Linked DNA regions of Homo sapiens: region 2 is linked to region 1. Evidence: chromatin contacts called from ENCODE Hi-C or POLR2A ChIA-PET data. All regions are on one chromosome and are shown on one strand. The core of a region is the stretch at or near the end of the contact, and the rest is flanking DNA. Distances in the headings are between cores, read along the strand shown.

Region 1 (3,501 bases), core at 510-3,009:
CAATAATGTCATTCGGGATTTATAATCTCCTATTTTCAGCGCCGGGCGCAGTAGGTCATGCCTGTAATCCCAGCACTTTGGGAGGCCAAGGCAGACAGATCACTTGAAGTCAGGAGTTTGAGACCAGCCTGGCCAATGTGGTGAAACCCCGTCTCCACTAAAAGCGATTACAGGCGCATACCACCACACCTTAGCCAGGCTGTAATCCCACTACTTGGGAGGCTGAGGCAGGAGAATCACTTTTAAACTGGGAGATGGAGGTTGCCGTGAGCTGAGATCGTGCCACTGCACTCCAGAGCAGAGCCTGGGTGACAGAGCCAGACTCTGTCTCAAAAAAAAAAAAAAAAAAATACACACACACACACACACACATATATACATACATATATGTATGTATTTTTTTTCCTATTTTCAACTGCCATACAGAGATACAACACTATCCTGTTGTCAGACACTTTGGGATGGTACAGCTACCAACCTTAGAAGCTTTTGGATTTGATTCTTTTAAAATATATCCTCCTTGAAAACAAGTTTCACTCTGATACACTTGCTGCAAAGATCTATATCTATAATAGCTGTCCTACAAAATTCTGTCACTTCCTCCTAATACAAGCTTTTGTTTATGAATAGTACCACTAATCCTTTAAGACCACTGTCAGCTCTCATGAACACACAAGTGTGTTAACATCAGACTTGGTATTGTTTTTCAACAGAAATATCTGGAACACTTTGTAAAACTGGGATCGTCAAAATCAAGCTCTATCAAATCATACTCCCATAAGGTCTGTGTCCTGGCAAATAATACATATATCAATATAAAATAGAAATTAAAATATCAATTTAAAATAGAAATTAAGAAACAATTTTCGTTGTCGTATGTTTCACCTAACACTATCAGGCCATGCTAATGTGGCAACAAATTCCATCAACACATCTATCTGCAGCCTAGAAGGATCTCAAGTCAAAAAGCAGACAGCAGTCCTTCTTGGATCCCATTTTATCGCAGGTGGGCTTCCACGTGAGACCAAAACAGTAAATGACAGCGAGACTAAACACATGCTTGCTGTCAGGGCATAAAACTGATCCTAAAAGGAAGGCTCATCAAATATAAGGTCATGAGGCATGGTCACTCAATTTTAGAAGTGTCTTCTAAACCCAAGGAAACATGAAGCAGAGTGCCCCAAGAGTTATCTGTGGTGAACTCATCACCTGCCTTAAGAATTATCAACACCCTGACGTATGCATTGAACTGGTTTGCTTACGACTCACGATTAATCTTATCTTCTTGGCATCTGCCTATTTGTTATCTACTCTTTATATTTTATCCTTCCATGCTCCATAAGGGATTCGCGGGAAGGAGGGAGATCCACCCGCCCGGGGCACGTTCTAGAGAAAGTTAAGTCAAAAGATAATGCAATGATAGCGCTCCGGCCTCTTCCAGGAGGGGCTTGGCAAAGATGGGGACAGAAATGTACAAAGAGACATCAGAAGCTGGGGCACTGTAAGGGGTTCCAAATCAGACAGGGTCGAAGTTCAAGAAGGAGAAGGTCCCTGGTTAGCAAAGCATAGGAGAAGGAATTTGGAGAAGATAAGAGTGAACAGGCTTGAAGTGGCATTGGACCAGCAGAAAATATCACAACGCAAAGTCAACGACCCCGTCCCCTGAAGCTATTGCCTGTCTTACCAGAGCCTGAAGTGCCAGCAGCGACGACACGACAGAATCTCAGCGGCCGAAGGGTTCCCACTTCCGACTCAGCACAGCAACCGGAAGTTACGTCATCAACAAGCGCCGGGGCATGTGGAAGTTCATCTCCGCGCCGGAAGCACGGTGTGCAGGCTCACCGGGGGGAACGGCGCGCAAATAGTCCTACAGCGCATGCGCTAGCTTGTTAGGGGCGGGCTGGAGGCGGGCAGGAAGTGGCAAGAAGTGGCCTTGGCATCGGATTGTGGGGGCTGGAGTTGGCCCACCTGGCAGTGCGCTTTGGAGTATAGAATATGAGGCTGGGTTTTGGAAATCAGCGTACCGAGGGCAGATAAAACTCTGTGATCCCTGGCTCTGCTCGCAACCTCTGTTGGGGGTCTGCTCTCTTATTTTCCCACCAGTCCTAGACCTTTTTGAAGCAGCTTCTGTTACTCTCTATTATTCAAAGGGATAACACTAACAGCAATAACAACTACAAGTTTGTTATTGTTGTGCTGTCTTTGGAGCAATCTTTGGAGTGTGCTATCTTTGATTGGATTTCAGTTTTCTTATCTGTAAAGTGGAGACAGTATACATCCTACAAGGTTGTTTTGAGATACACATAGATGGCCAGGCACAGTGGCTCACGCCTTGTAGTCCCAGCACTTTGGGAGGCTGAGACGGGCGGGTCACGAGGGCAAGAGATCGGGATACACATAAATAATAGAAGCAGCATAATTTTCAAGAGTTAAAAGCGCTGTGCAAGTGAAAATTCACAGATTGAGAGAAAATAGTTGCAACTCATATATCTGATAAAGGATTCATCTCTAGAATATGTAAAGAACTACAAGAACGAAAAACCCCCAAACAGTTCAGTTCAAAAAAGGGCAAAGGACTTGAATAGACATTTCTCCAAAGAAGATACATTCCAAGAGAATGACTATCCACTTGGTATCTGTGGGGGATTTGTTTCAGGACCCCCTTGGGTACCAAAATCCAAGGATGCTCAAGTTCCTTACATAAAATGATGCAGTATTTGCATATAACCTATGCACATCCTCCTGTGTCATCCTAGAGATGACTAAGTCATCTCTAGATCACTTATAATACCTAATACAACATAAATCTAAATAGTGTTGTATTGTTTAGGGAATAATGACAAAAAGTCTGTACATGTTCAATACAGATGAAATTTGTTTTGGAATATTTCCAATTCATGGTTGGTTGAAGCCACAGATGCAGAGCCCACAGATATGGAAGGCCAACTGTACAAATGGTGGATAAGCATATGAAAGAGTGCTCAACACCACTAGTCTTTAGGGAAATGAAAAAAAAAATCATGAGATACCACTTAATACCTACTAGGATGGCTACTATAAAAAAAAAGGAAAGTAATTGTTGGCAGATGTGGAGAAATTGAAACCGTATGCGTTGCTGATGGCAATGTTAAATAGTCCAGACTTTTTGGAAAAACAGTTTGATGATTCCTCAAAAAGTTAAACATAGTATAACCACATGATCAAGCAATTCCGCTTTGATATAGATGTTCAAAATAACTGAAAGCAGGAACTCAGATACTTGTATACATATATTTACAGTAGCACTATTCATAATAACCAAAAGGTAGAAATAACCCAGAATGTTCATTAACAGATGAATGCATAAACAAAATATGGTATATAGCTACAGATGACTTATTCAGCCTTGAAAAAGAATGAAGTTCTGATACACGCTGAAACATTGATGAACCTTGAAAACGTTATGCTAACTGAAACGAGCCAGACAGAAAGGACTAAATAGTGTATGATTCAGTTTATATG
Region 2 (3,454 bases), core at 721-3,220, 250 kb before region 1:
GCCGCGTGTGTGAGCTGGGGCTGCGGTGTGAGCTGGGCTGTGTGTGTGACTGGGGCTGCATGTGTGAGGGGGCTGCATGTGTGAGCTGGGCTGCGTGTGTGAGCTGGGCTGTGTGTGTGGCTGGGGCTGTGTGACGGGCTGCGTGTGTGAGCTGGAGTGTATGTGTGAGCTGGGCTGCGTGTGTCAGCTGGGCTGTGTATTGAGCTGAGCTGTGTGTGTGATAGGCTGTGTGTGTGATGGGCTGTGTGTGTGAGCTGGGCTGTGTGTGTAAGCTGGGCTGTGTGTGTAACTGGGGCTGTGTGTGTGAGCTGGGCTGTGTATTGAGCTGAGCTGTGTGTGTGACGGGCTGCGTGTGTGAGCTGGGCTGTGTGTGTATAACTGGGGCTGTGTGTGTGAGCTGGGCTGTGTGTGTGACGGGCTGCTTGTGTGAGCTGGGCTGTGTGTGTGAGCTGGGCTGTGTGTGTGACGGGCTGCTTGCATGAGCTGGGCTGTGTAACTGGGGCAGTGTGTGTGAGCTGGGCTTCGTGTGTGAGCTGGGGCCTCGTGTTTGACTGGGGTGTGTGTGTGAGAGCTGGGGCTGCGTGTGTGAGCTGGGCTTCGTGTGTGAGCTGGGGCCTCATGTGTGACGGGTACGTGTGTGAGCTGGGTTGTGTGTGTGACTGGGGTGCGTGTGTGAGGTAGGCTGTGTGACTGGGGTGCATGTGTGAGCTGGGGCGCGTGTAAGCGGGGCTGCGGGTGTGAGGGGCTGCGTGAGCGCGGGGCGCTTTCCTGTGAGGCGTAAGGCATGGAGTGCGTGGGAAGGCCTCGGCGTGTGGGCGGGTCCGGGTGTGTCTGGGTGGCGTGACGCAGGGACGTAGGTGTGCGAAGTGTCGCGGAGGCGTGCGTGTGTGCCGCGTGGGAGCCCGGCGTGGTGGGGCGCCTGCGTTTGCGTTTGACGGCTGGGGGGTGAGCCCGCCGCCCGATGAGTCAGCCTCGGGAGGCTCCAGGACCGCTGAGCTAACGGCCCAGAATGCAGCCCCGCCCCAGAGCCGTGGGTCCCCGGCAGGGCTGTGCGGTCGCCCGGCCAAGTCCCCACTCGAGCCTGCCTCGGCGGAAGCGCTAGCGGGCGACTCGGCCACCCTGCGCCGGCGCCCCTACCCAGCCGCCCGCCCGCACTTCCCTATCCCGGGGGAGCCCGGATGACTTGGGTCAGCCTCCGCTCGGGGAACTCCGCTAGGGATTCCAATAGGGACCGCGCGGGCGTGGCAAGGCGCCCCAGGCGGCCTCCCCGGCCCCCGAGGACGTGGGGCCTTGGGGAGTGCCTGGGAGGCCCCAGGCGGGCTTCCCATCTCCTGGACACCCCCAGGCAGCCCTCCTAGACGCTCAAGACTCTGAGCCGGACTCCGAATCCCTTCCTGGTCCATCAAGGCGGCCGGCCTGGGGACAGGCGGGGAGACGTCACAGGAGATACCCCCGCCCCAAGGTCCTGCTGTGGGCGGAGAGGGGGAGGTGTGGGGCGCTGGAGGACGAAAACCCGCGCGCGCGCTCGCCGCCCGATACCCCGCGAGTGTCCGCCCGGCCGCCTGGGTGCCGGCGGGAGAGTCTGGATAGGGCCAGGATCAGAGTTTCTCCAAGGGGGGGAGAGCGTCACGGCCCCCTCTGGCGGTGGCGTTGGCAGCGGCCGAGGAAGGCAAAAGCAAGAGGCTCACAGGAAAACTCCCCATAACGCTCCTTTCGCCCCCACGCACTCACCTGGGGTGCCCTCTCTCCCCCACGGGTTTCTGCCGAGCTCCCTAGCCTAGAGCTGATCTCAGGGCTCTCGCCAGGCCCCGGGGACTTCCCCTTATCCAGTCCTAGCACCGCAGCGAATGGGACCCGCAAGTGTAGTGGGACGGGGCGCTCTTACCTAGAGGTGGGGGGGGGGCAGGGAGACACTGGTCCCTTAGCCTGGCTCGGCTCGGTCGCGGTGGCCTCAGGCTTAGGAGGACACCGTTGCTTTTCCCCGGGAGCTCGCTAAGTAGGAGGAGAGCGAGCCTGTCCCGCCCCCCTCCCGCCAGTCCCCGCCCCCGTCCCCCGTCCCGTCCGCCTGGCCAGCCAAAGAAGACGCCCTTGTGGGGCTGGAGCCCAAGGTCCCCCCACCCACCCTTTCCCACAGCAGCACCTCCCCCAGCCTGCACAGCGCCCGCTTTGTTCATCTTTGCAGCTGGGCTCTCCACCATCACCACCACCACCACCACCACCACCACCACCACCACCACCACCACCACCACCACCACACATCCCCCTCTCCTCCCACCCTGCCCTCCCGACTCTCCTAGACCACCCTCCACTCCCAGGCTTTAACACGCTTTTGAGAGGGTGTTTTTGACAATCCGTTCTCCCTCCCCCAAACTCTCCCCTCTTTCTTTTTGCCTTAGATGCCTGAAACCTCCACGGGCTCCCACTGAACCTCCCAAATCGAAGCCCCTACAACATGCTCTCAACATCTCCAGAACATCTACTGAGGGTACCCAGGTCTTCTCCCTGTCACCTCCTCCCCTCGCCCTATTCCAAGCCCCACCATGAAGAGCTGTAAATGACATTGATAGCCACGCACATCAGGCTTCACAGACTTTCTTAAGGATAGGCACAAGAAGACTCGTTAAAGTGTCATGCAAACTCCAAAGCACAGGAAAACCGAATGGAATTATCATCTTGCCCCCATGGAGCTCCACACCCCTCCACCCCGACAGACTTGCTGGATTACAGATTGGGAGATGGAGGCAGGCTATAGACATACAATTGAGCACACCAACCTGTAGTAGGAGTGGGAGTTAATAAGGAAGAGAAGGAGGCACTAAACACCTAAAAGCAGCCCCCAAATTGAGCTAGGTTGAAGTCATTCTCCATCTCAACCTCCACTCCGAAATCCAACGCTGACAGTGGATCCTTACCTTGCAAAGCCAGCTCTTGGTCCAGGAGACTGGCTGGGGAGGCCCTAGGGAGCTGAACTCAGCTGGACTGGACTTCTTTGACCTGCACTAGAGGGACCCTGGAGACTCTTCTTCACTGAAGGAAGGAGCAGAAAGCCTGTAAGTCTGGTCTAAATTCCAGCTGGGGTGGATAGCAAAAAATAATTTATCCTCTTTGAGATGGACAAGTGCTGTTCTAATTCAATGAGTTTAGTTTGTGCCGTCTCTCCCTAACCCAGGAACAGCAGGAGGCTGAACTACAGGAATCTCTGGTCACTCATTGACAGGGCTGGCCTTAGCAGGGGACCCCCCACGGCTGGAGACTGAAGCTGACCGGGGCCAAGCAGCAGACAAGGAGGGGGAGGGGAGAGGCCGCCCTTTGCTGCCACCTGCTATAGCTAATGGAGGTGGAACACTCAAGATCCAGAATATGCTGTGGGTACCAGGAAGTCCTAGGATTTGAGGAGCGAGACTCTAGTTTTTCCTCTCTTCATACTGTTTGAAGTCATGAAAGTAATTCTGAT

The links. Hi-C counts contacts between places; a loop is a spot of excess contacts on that map. ChIA-PET counts read pairs that join two places held with the same protein, here RNA polymerase II (POLR2A). Pooled maps may share reads with other maps.
Region 2: a loop to region 1 is called in a pooled map, with 3 times the contacts of the local background. The contact joins the promoter of PHLDB1 here to the promoter of UBE4A in region 1. A Hi-C loop is called at or near these places in 3 of 50 pooled maps. POLR2A ChIA-PET finds 5 or more read pairs at or near these places in 7 of 52 experiments (GM10248, GM12878, OCI-LY7 and 4 more).

What each region holds. Positions count from the first base shown.
Region 1 is chr11:118,357,858-118,361,358 of GRCh38, reverse strand. It overlaps UBE4A (ubiquitination factor E4A), which reads right to left and starts at 1,759. Exons shown (of 20, transcript NM_001204077.2): 1 at 1,685-1,759. RefSeq lists an enhancer at 1,753-1,822.
Region 2 is chr11:118,606,131-118,609,584 of GRCh38, reverse strand. PHLDB1 (pleckstrin homology like domain family B member 1) reads right to left here and starts at 1,970. Exons shown (of 23, transcript NM_001144758.3): 1 at 1,886-1,970. LOC124902765 (a long non-coding RNA gene) reads left to right here and starts at 1,074. Exons shown (of 2, transcript XR_007062908.1): 1 at 1,074-1,462; 2 at 2,397-3,454. RefSeq lists enhancers at 1-124, 125-799, 837-1,131 and silencers at 1,259-1,328, 1,389-1,478.